2 separate regions of the Homo sapiens genome follow, and region 1 is linked to region 2. Evidence: chromatin loops called from intact Hi-C (ENCODE). Cell type or tissue: ascending aorta. All regions are shown on one strand. Each heading gives the region's core, and the rest is flanking DNA. Links, peaks and the distances in the headings are about the cores only. Region 1 overlaps POLD3 (DNA polymerase delta 3, accessory subunit). Region 2 overlaps CHRDL2 (chordin like 2).

Region 1 (5,380 bases), core at 272-5,271, 120 kb before region 2:
CTTCGGCCTCCCTAAGTGCTGGGATTACAGGCATGAACCACGGCACCTGGCCTTTCTGTTTTTTTAGCTGTAATTTTTCTGTGAATAATTTTCTCTCATCAACTAGCCGTGTTTTCCCTGTTATGCTAAGAACAGAGGGCTTACCCCCTCCTAGGCTCTGGGTTTGTGGATGCTCCCTAACTCCCGTGTCCACTTTAATAGGAACCCATTGAATCAGAGCTCCACTCTGGTCTGCATTGTTTTAGCACCAGCTGGCATTTCCATTCTGTTGTTTTTATGTACTTTCAGTATCCCCCAGGGCAGTATATAGCCACACGGACCTGTCTGGTCTATTCAGATCTTCTCATGAGGTGCGAATTACTGTTTTTAGGGCTCTTACTGCAAAGCTGCATTGGTTTTGAGTGGTTCATTCCTAATGGTCTGTAATTTTTATAATAAGCTCTGTAATTTTTAGTGTGCAGTTTTACGGAACATGACTTTTTTCTTCCCTTGAATAAACCAATGAAAATGACATTTTTAGGAGTGCCAGTTTTAAGAGAAAATGCATTATGAGAACATTAATAATCCCAGCTCAAACTTATGGTTACACTTTTTAAAAAACTTATTTGATGTTTAGATTGCTGTTTTTTTTATGTTGTGAATTTTGGTGGTTCCGAACATTAACAAAAATATCTATTTGCTTTAGACAAATACACGAGGTTTAGAAAAGCAAAACCTGTATTATTACCAACAATTTGATTACTGAAAATAAGATTTCTTTGCAGTTCTTTGTCTGTAGGATATGTCCTGCTAAGGATGCACAGTCATCCTGTATTTTAGAATCACTTGAAATAATTCCTCACTGTACTGAAGCCACCAATTCAATATCTAGTTCAATTCAATTTTTTTTTTCCATTTTGCTTTCAATTGATAGGTTCCCTCCTTTCCCTTAGAGGTAACTGTTACATTGAGTTTGCCTTCTCCTTCCATTGTTTTTGATATATATATATATATATATATATATATTTTTTTTTTTTTTTTTTTTTTTTTTGAGATGGACTTTTGCCTGTTGGCCAAGCATTGGAGTGCAGTGGCGTGATCTCAGCTCACTGCATCCTCTGCCTCCCAGGTTTAAGCAGTTCTCCACCTCAGCCTCCCGAGTAGCTAGGATTACAGGCGTCCACCGCCACGCCCTGCTAATTTTTTTTGTATTTTAGTAGAGACGGGGCTTTGCCATCTCGGCCAGGCTGATCTTGAACTCCTGACCTCGTGATCCATCTGCCTCGGCCTCCCAAAGTGCTGAGATTACAGGCGTGAGCCACTGCGCCTGGCCTGTTGTATATATTTTTAATATAAGAAAATATATATTCATTTTGCCTCTCTTTGTTAGATAAATGTTTTCATACGTGCAAACTATTTTACACTCTGCTTTTTTTTACATAACAGATTCAGAGCATCACTCCACAGCAGTTATAGAAATATTCCTCATTAATTATTACAGCCACATAGTGCCACATTGATAGATATACCTTAGCTTATTCAGCAATCCCTTATTGGTAGTTGTTATTTATGATCTTTGGCTATTACAAATATTAATAGTGCTGTAGTGAATAGCTTAGTGTCTGTGTGTTTTGTATATTTTTGCTAGTGTGTTTTAGGGTTACATTCCTAGAGTAGGATTGCTCGGTCAAAGGGTGAGTGCATGTGTACTTTTGTTGGATGTTGCCAAATATCACTCTGCTTCTTGTTCCCACCAACAATGTATGAGAGTGCCTGTTTCCATATAGCATTATGTTATAATATGTTTTAGGGCTATTTATATTTCTTTTTCTGTGAACTGTCTGTTCCTACCACTTGCCCTTTTTTTTTTTTTTCCTTTTTTGAGACGAAGTCTTACTCTGTCACCAGGCTGGAGTGCAGTGGCACGATCTCAGCTCACTGCAACCTCTGCCTCCCAGGTTCAAGTGACTCTCCTGCCTCAGCCTCCCGAGTAGCTGGGACTACAGGCATGCACCACCATGCCCAGCTAATGTTTGTATTTTTAGTAGAGTCAGGTTTTCACCATGTTGACGAGGGAGGTCTCCATCTCTTGACCTCGTGATCTGCCTGCCTCGGCCTCCCAAAGTACTGGGATTACAGGCATGAGCAGCCACATCTGGCCTTTCTTGCCCATTTTCTAAAGAGTTGTTAGTCTTTGTTTTCTTTAATTTTAGAAGTTGTGTATTAACCCTTTGTGATGTAAGTTGCAGTTTTTTTCCGCTTTATCATTTGTTTTTGTACTTACGTTTTTTTTTCATTTAAAAGTTGCTTTTTTAAAATAGATTATTTCAGTTATTTCTGGATTTTGAATTATACTTAGGAAATGTTCCCTCTTTCTTAGCTTATAGCAGGTTATAGAATTCACACATGTTTTCATGTGCATATATGTGTTCTTCTCTTTTTTTTGAGACCAAGTCTCACTCTGTCACCCAGGCTGGAGTGCAGTGGCACAATCTCAGCTCATTGCAACCTCCGCCTCCCAGGTTCAAGTGATTGTCCTACCTCACCCCCCTGAGTAGCTGGGATTACAGGTGCCTGCCACCATGCCCAGCTAATTTTTGTGTTTTTAGTAGAGACAGGGTCTCACCATGTTGGCCAGGGTGGTCTCAAACTCCTGACCTCAGGTGATCCACCCACTTCGGCCTCCCAAAGTGTTGGGATTACAGGCGTGACCCACCACACCCGGCCTTATTTTTTACATTTAAATCTCTAATCCATTTAGAATTTATTTTGGTATATGATGTGAGGAACAGATCCAATTTTTATCTGGTTCCATGTGATTATACAGTAATTCTTATTAAATCACTCACTAAAAAGCCTTTGCTCACACTGATTTGAGATGCTGTATTTTTTTAATTGTAGTACTGAAATCTGTGCTAGATCACTTTCCTTAACCTTATTGAGAAGTTTTAAGATAAGCAAATTATTATTTTTTTTCCTGAAAGTAAGCAAATTAAAAGTGAGTCTGACTTTATTAAATTATAACATATGTTTTAAGGAGTGCCTGGTGTTTTCCTAATTTCACATCCAAGCACAATTGAATTATTGGAGCAAGGAAACTAAAATTGCAGATTCTTACATTAAGCACTAATAAAGTGTTATTTTCTTACAGTGCCACAAGGTTGCAGTAGTGAGAGAAGATAAATTGGAAGGTAAGTGTTTTAGTGACTTAGCAAGTTTTTCCTCTTATGGCATCAGTGTAGGTGCAATAAAAAATCTGCCTCTAACATCTGCGTATAATATATTTAGCTATTTAACTGAATAGCCCAATATTCATTTTATGAGTAGTTTTTAAAGCATGTTAAAATATGATACTACATCTGCCTGACTTCCCATTTTTAGGGCCAATAGTTGCTGACATTTATAAAGCACTTTTATCACAGAATTTCAAAACTCGTGACACATGCAGAAACTGTTATGAATACCATATGAGCTACCTCATCAACTGTGAAAAGACAGTGGCAGTTTTTTTAGGAAACAAGTTAAAGAATGCTTTTCTGGAAGTCAGAAAGACTTCTAAATAACTTCTAAATTAAATTTGTCTAACTGTTTCAAGACTATCAGTGCTACCGTTGGATTGTTTAAAAACCCAATTCAAAGGAATTTAATAACAGTCAGGGTCCTCATGATCTTGGACCTATATCTCAAGATAAAACCTGTACTGTTGTACTTTGTATATAAAGGCTCCTTGGCCTGCAGGCCCCATTTCACAGATTGGGACTGAGGAGGGTGGAGGGCAGCCACGCCAGGGACACAAAAAATATGTGTATTTTAAAAAGAAAGAGTTCCTGTCCATGGGGGTAGGGTGGGGGTATTTTACCAAATTTAACTCTGAAGTATTCAGAGTGGTGGGTTTGTCCACTTTTTACTTTCTGAATTCCCACAGTGTTAAGCAAAGCAAAATTTCTTTATTCTGTAGATATGTAATGATGATCTACTATGTGCCAAGCTCTATACTAGGCACTGGGGACATGGAACAAGTTAGCTGCAATCCCTTCCTTCGCGGAACCTAACATTTATTCTTGTGGTGTTCTTTTGTGTTTCTCTTCCGTAGACTTATCTAGTTAGTAGTGTTTTTATTACAGAGTTGCTTTCTCTAAACTAAAATTGAAATATATAAATGAATATTCTCAGATAGAAATTACTTAGTACTCTTTAATTATATGCTATAGTGTAAGGCTCTTTTCTGACCAAAAGAAAAAGATCATCGTAGTCATCATCAATCATTAATATTTACTAAGTGTCCACTGGATGAGTGATACCCTCTCAGGTGCTGTCCTTAGAAATGACTCACCACCACCTACCTTGTCATAATGTCCCCATTGCAGACAGAAGAGTTGATGTTTCACTGTATATGTGGCTGTGTGGCCTTTAGAGTTTTTTGGACCACCACAGATTACAAATGCTTTAATGCAGAAGGGTTTCTTGTTAAAGTCCCCACATGCTATGAAGTTTGTGTATTAACTGACTGCTTTTCCTGTTGACTTGTAGCAGTGAAGTCCAAGCTAGCTGTGACTGCCAGCATCCATGTGTACAGCATCCAGAAAGCCATGCTAAAGGACAGTGGGCCTCTGTTCAATACTGACTATGACATCCTTAAAAGCAACTTGCAGAACTGCAGCAAGTAAGCGTCTTAATGTTCCTTGTGGGCTTCTTTACGAATTGATTTTGTAAGATGTTTACACAGTGGCTGCCTCTTAAGAGTGAATGCCAAGTCTAGTAAAACCCCATTTATCTTGCAGTAAGAAACATGCCTGGTTTTATTAGTACATCATAAGGTGAAAAATAGCAGCCACAACCCATATTGAAAACCCCAGTGGACTCTCCATAAATCTATTTCTCATGTATTTATCCTGTCACTGCCACCAGAAATGTTTGTCGTGCCCTCTCTAACTCCCTTACCCAGTCTCTGCTTGTCTAAATCCTACCCATCCTTCAAGAACCAGTTCAAACGTTGTCCTTAAAAAAACAGTTCCTAATTTGATATCCCTCTACTTTTCATCCAAAAGCAACTTTTTCTTGAGCTTCCATAGCCAGGATCAGGTTTTTTTTTAAATCTTTTGTATCCTTAACAGCACAAGGAGGTAACGGACTATAATGCGTGTACATTTTGGAAATTGGTGGTCACAGGCTTGATTTGTGGCTTTGCTGCTTAGTAGCCCAGTGGCATTGGACAAATTACTTAAACTCTTTGAGCTTTGGTTTCTTTGCCTTTAAATTCAATGTAATAATGTCTCCTTTGTGGGGTTGTATTGATAATTCAGATCAGTTCCCCAGACATACATTGAGCACCTACTACTTTGACAGGTACTGAGCAAAATCATTTGAATTCATTCAGCAAATAACTCATGAGTACCTATGA
Region 2 (5,380 bases), core at 201-5,200:
GAGTGGATGTGGTTCATGAAGGACACAGAGGCTTCTCTTTGGCATATCCAAAGTGCTAGACACTAGCTCCCTTTCCCACAGGAAGTGTCCACTTGGATGGGCCACAGCCAAATCTCTTTACCTGTCTGAACAGACTTAAAGTGACTGGACTTAGTTGATCTAATCTGATTTCAGGACAGCAATGTTTACCAGACAGATTCCAAATGTCACTGTGTCATCCCCAGCCTATCATGAGGTGGCTCCTGCCTGCTTTTCCAGCAAAACTTTTTGTGGTGGCCCTGTTTTCAGCCTCACCTCCTCTTGCTAAATTCCTCACTCTTCCACCAGCCCCCAGGCCTCCTCCTACTGTGCCTTCAAACATGCTGTTTCCTCCACCTGGAATGGAATCCTCCATCTCCAATGTTTGACCAACTCCTTCCCATTCTTCAAAAGCCAGCTTAGATGCTACCCTTTCTGTGAAGCTGCCCCAAACTTCCAGCCACTGGCCTTTCCTGCAGAACTGAGTTCAGCCCTCATTACAATTCTCATCACAAATGGATTAGAGGTACTTCTTAAGTAAGCTTTGCTTCCTAACCAAACTGGGACCTTCTTGAGAGCAAGGACCAGATCTCATTAAATTTTGTGCTCAAGGTAGAGCCTACATAGAGTTCGTGCCTGATGAACGAAATCAATGATGAAAGAACAGAGTTAACAAAGAGGGAGAGATTCTGGAAGAGGAGCCAATTGACGGTCCTTAGTCCTGGAAGCTTCTTTCATTCTTTTTTTTTTTTTGAGATGGAATCTTGCTCTGTCACCAGGCTGTGGTGCAGTGGCGCAATCTCTGCTCACTGCAACCTCCGCCTCCCAGGTTCAAGCGATTCTCCTGCCTCAGCCTCCGAGTAGCTGGGACTACAGGTGAGTGCCACCACGCCCAGCTAATTTTTGTATTTTTAGTAGAGATGGGGTTTCACCATGTTGGCCAAGATGATCTCGATCTCTTGACCTCGTGATCCACCCGCCAGGGCCTCCCAAAGGGCTGGGATTACAGGCGGGAGCCACCACGCCCAGCCCTGGAAGCCTCTTTCTTTAACAAAAGGAGTAGTTCATTATATGGGAAGAGGGCCAATTCCCTTTCAGCACTTTTACCTTGCCACCTAACAGAAATTAGCTTCTGACAACCCCCACTTTCCAGCTCCCTGCCATCTGAATGCTCAAACCACTGGCCAAACCAAATGACAACATGTACAAAAAGGTCAGGAGCCCAGAGTAGCTAAGGGGATGAGTGATTCCATGATCTTCACGCATAAGTCAAAATTTCCAAACTGTCTCTATCCAAGTTCCAAGCTCATCCCACAGTCTGGCTTGAAACTCTCATGCTGTGATAAAAGGTTTTTTTATGGTGGTCAGTTAGAAGGGGTTAGTGCGGTTGAGAATTCTTCCCCAATAGGAAGCAGAAAAGACAACTAGAAAGAAGCTTCTGGGCTGGAGGGGAGGCTGGTCAAGACCTTGGAAAGGGCATCAGGAGGGGCCGGGGTGAGAGGAGAGAGGTCTGGAATTGTGGCTGGCCTGTCCCCAGGCTGCAAGAACTCAGGAAACCTGAGTGAGCCAGGCTGCCCAGGAATGTAGAACGTTTACATCTCTTCCCTCACACCCACACAGCCATACTTTCTCTATTTATTTATAATCCCCTCTTCACACAAACAAACTTGCTCCCCTCTGAGACATAAGCTCTGCTCTGGGCTCTGGCACCCGGTGGGAGAGGCCTCTTAAGGAAATCAGAAGAAAAGCCTCAGCTCCTCAGTGGCTGAGCTGTGCAACCCGGAGAAAGGAACTGCATTTCTCTGAACCTGACTTTTCCCTCTGGCACATGACAGACATACAGGAACATAGAAGGGCCTCTAGGGAGAGAACTATCAAACCAGGAAAGGCAGCTCTGTTACCTGTTAAAGGGCAGGAAACAGGGTGGGGACTGTTCACATTTTTTTCTGCCTTGGACATATATGCTTAGATTCATAGAATCGTAGAAAGCTAGGGACTCAGAGACATCCAGTCCCCTGTTTCCTTTGTGGGAAATTGAGTCCCAGAGAGAGATCAGGACTTGACTAAGCTTGATTCACTCCAGCACAATCTTCAATGCCAGTCGTCAGATGTGGAGAGAATGCTTACAGGGACACCCATCCCCTACTAGGCAGGACTAGAAGAAATGGCCTTAATTTGTAAACAGAAGGCTTCTGGCGAGACACAAAAAAGAACTCCTGAGTACAAGAATGAGGATGGGGTCCTGGACAGAGGAAGGGGGACGCCTGAAATGATCTCTGTACTACACCTCCCAGGGGCACCGCTGTCATGCCAGTCCTTTTCTTTGAGAATATGAAGGATTCAAGGTCCCTCTCCCAGAGTCCGGCGCCATGGTTGGCGGCTGGGGGAACTTGAGAGGCCAGTCCTGGAACAGGTGCAACAGCTGGAGCAACTGCGCAGCTGTTGCCGGGCTCAGGCTCAGCAGCCTGTGCGCCAGTGAGTGAGGCAGAGACCTCTGCTGGTGGGAGAGGAGAGGTGCAGAACGGCCCAGTCAGAGATCCAGAGAGAAGTCAGCCTGGAGCCGGACTTCAGGCCTTCACTTAGGTGCTCCCCACTGCCTCATGCACACCTGCACAGGTAGATGGGGATGCGACTAAGCTGGACAGACAAGCAGGTCCCCTCTGGCCGGTCTCCCACTACCTTCACTGCCCCAGGCCATCCAGGCACTTTTTTCTGGTGTCTGAGGGTCTGCCTGTCCACTCCTCCCTGGCAGGGCAGGAGTACCACCCTCCCACATCCCTATTCCAAAGGCCAGAGTGGACTCGGAATCAAGGCAACCACACCTTTGGGTTTTGGAGACTTAGAATTACGAAGTGTTAAAACTAGAATGGTCCTCAATAATCATCCACTTGAGTCCAACCATCTCACTTTACAGGGGAGAAAACTGAGAGGTAGAGAAAGGCAACCTGTCCAGGGTCACAGTTGGAATTGATGGCACAGCCAGGGCTGGATCCATGACTTTCTGATTCCAGGTTTGCCCTCCACATCACATCCTACCAGCGGAGCTCCCTTCCTGTCCCATGCCTGCGTCTAGGGTCCGGAATTCATCACCTGGGAACGAAAGCTTCGATTCCCATAATAAACAAAACCCTTGAAGAAAAAAAATACATGGATTGTTTTTTTCTCAGCAGGGTCTCACTGTGATACCCAGGTTGGAGTGCAGTGGTGCAATCACAGCTCACTGCAGCCCCCATCTTCTGGGCTCAAGCAATCCTTCCACCTCAGCCTGCCGAATAGCTGGGACCACAGATATGTGCCACCATGCCAGGCTAATTTCTTTATTTTTTCTAGAGACAGGGTCTTGCTATGTTTCTCAGGCTGGTCTCAAACTCCTGGGCTCAAGTAATCCATCCACCTCGGCCTTTCAAAGTGCTGAGATTACAGGCGTGAGCCACTGCACCCAGCCCCATGTTTTTACTTGGTAACTGACTCTCCTGAAAGCAGGATTGGATGGAGGGAGGGAAGAGAAAGCAGAGCATACTAGACACCTACAAGGGACAATTAGGGAAGAGAACCAAAGAGAGGAGCTGAGAGGAGTAGGGCAGAAAGCACTGAAGAGGGAGGTAAGAAGATAGTAGGCCTCTGGTGGACACTCATCCACAAAGAGCCGAGTGTCTAGAGTGACCAGCATCACACATGTCTGTGGCTCAGCCTGGGGCTGGGACCAGTACTGGTCAGTAACCAGGTCAGGGACCCAGCCTGGGTAAGGGGTCTTGTATAGGGGTGGAATTGGTGTTCAACCTGTGGCCAAGGTTGGAGGACTAGGGCTTGGCTTGTGGCTGGAATTGCAACTTAGTCTGTATTGGGATTAGGGCTCAATCTATGGCTGGAAATAGAACCAAAGAGAGAATACTTTTTGTTTGAATAGCCTGAGGAGCAAACTGTTACCTGTGTTCACAGGCCCTTGGCATTCTTCAGGGCTCCGACACCTCAGGAGCCTGATACCACACAGACTTGAACATTTCCATCCGTTAGCACTGTTTCTGAAAGCACCTAAGATATCACCAGATTTCTGACCCACAACAGGCTTGAGATCTCACTTAAACTAAGATGAGGACCTTTGTAAGAGACCTTCAAATAGCATCTTGGCAAATGACTATAGGATCCTTTCTAGATTCATAGGCTGTCAGCACCAAACAAAATGAGGCTCAGATAAAGAAGTGGTCTGTCCCAACTCACACAGCCAATAAGTGACAAATCAGGGTCCAGGACCCAGGTCTGTTCTGTTTTTTGTTGTTGTTGTTGTTGTTGTTTTTTAAGAGATGAGGTCTCACCATGTTCCCCAGGCTAGCCTTGAACTCCTGAGCTCAAGGGTTCCTCTCCCTCTCAGCCTCCCAAGTAGCTGGTGACTGGAACTACAGGTGTGTACCACTGTGCCTGGCTTTTGTTCTTTTCTTTAATAAATTTGCTGTGTGACCTTGGGCAAGTCACTCTTCTCTTCTGGGCTTCAATTTAACTCTAAGTATAGGTATATTGATGGGTAGAAGCAGATGGTTTTTGATAGTTTCACCAGCTCTAACATCCAGGAATCTTAACATTCTCCAATGAGTGCCAGTCCACCTCACCCTAATGAGTTGGCTCCAAGTCTTTTTCTCACATGTCTGGAGATCTGTATTTACAAGGCTGTAGGGAAGATGGAATACTGGCAGGACCTGCTGAGAGGTACAGAGCTGAAGGCCAGGGAGGCACAGACGAGGGAGATCAGAGTGGATCAAGTCACCGGGGAGAGTTTGCTTGAAGAGGTGTGACCTAGGCAAGGCCATGAAAGGCTGACAAGATATGGGAAGCAAAGAAGCAGGGTGTGGGTAGGATAACAGTCTGGTTCTAGGACATCTTTCCAAGATGCATCAAGGGCAATGATATCTGGAGAAAAAATTGCAGGGACTAAGAACAAGGTGTCAAGTGGATGGGAGGCAGGCATGGAGGGCATCCTGTGCAAAGTCTCTTTTAAGAAATAGGAGGCAGGTGTTAGGAGGAAACCCTCAGGGTTCAAGAAAGCGGAAGAGACATTTATTAAGTACACAGCATTGTGCTGGGCACTTTAATCCGTTACCTCCTTTAATCCTCCCAAGAACCCTGCAAGTTCTGGATTAGTATCTCTCTTAGACAGATTAGGAAATTGAGGCTCAGAGAAGTTATGACTTACAAAAAGTCACACAGCTCTAAGGGGCACGGCCAGGATTTGAATACAACACTGAGCTAATTCCATTACTTGTTCTATGTAATGGAAAGACTTATGTGAGTCTCATGCTGCTGGCAGGCCAGAGACACTCAGCCTGCTCTCATGAGCAGAAACAAGACCGTAACAAAGTCCAGCACTACC

What was found. A loop is a pair of places that touch in the nucleus more often than their neighbours do. Peaks named below come from ENCODE experiments on the same cell type or tissue, not always from the same donor. Only the 100,000 strongest peaks of a DNase experiment are listed, where the experiment ranks them.
Region 1: a loop joins it to region 2, with 4 times the contacts of the local background. A loop is called at or near these places in 48 of 110 quality-filtered maps.

What each region holds. Positions count from the first base shown.
Region 1 is chr11:74,608,369-74,613,748 of GRCh38, forward strand. POLD3 (DNA polymerase delta 3, accessory subunit) reads left to right here. Exons shown (of 12, transcript NM_006591.3): 4 at 3,131-3,170; 5 at 4,510-4,642. Among named protein-coding and RNA genes, the nearest start is that of POLD3, 18 kb to the left of the region's middle. In ascending aorta, for the core only: a CTCF peak has its summit at 3,141; no DNase peak of the experiment used is centred there; H3K27ac peaks cover 953 bases.
Region 2 is chr11:74,724,242-74,729,621 of GRCh38, forward strand. The region is part of intron 1 of CHRDL2 (chordin like 2); the gene reads right to left. Among named protein-coding and RNA genes, the nearest start is that of CHRDL2, 4.5 kb to the right of the region's middle. In ascending aorta, for the core only: a CTCF peak has its summit at 2,515 (motif pointing left); a DNase peak (open chromatin) is centred at 2,500.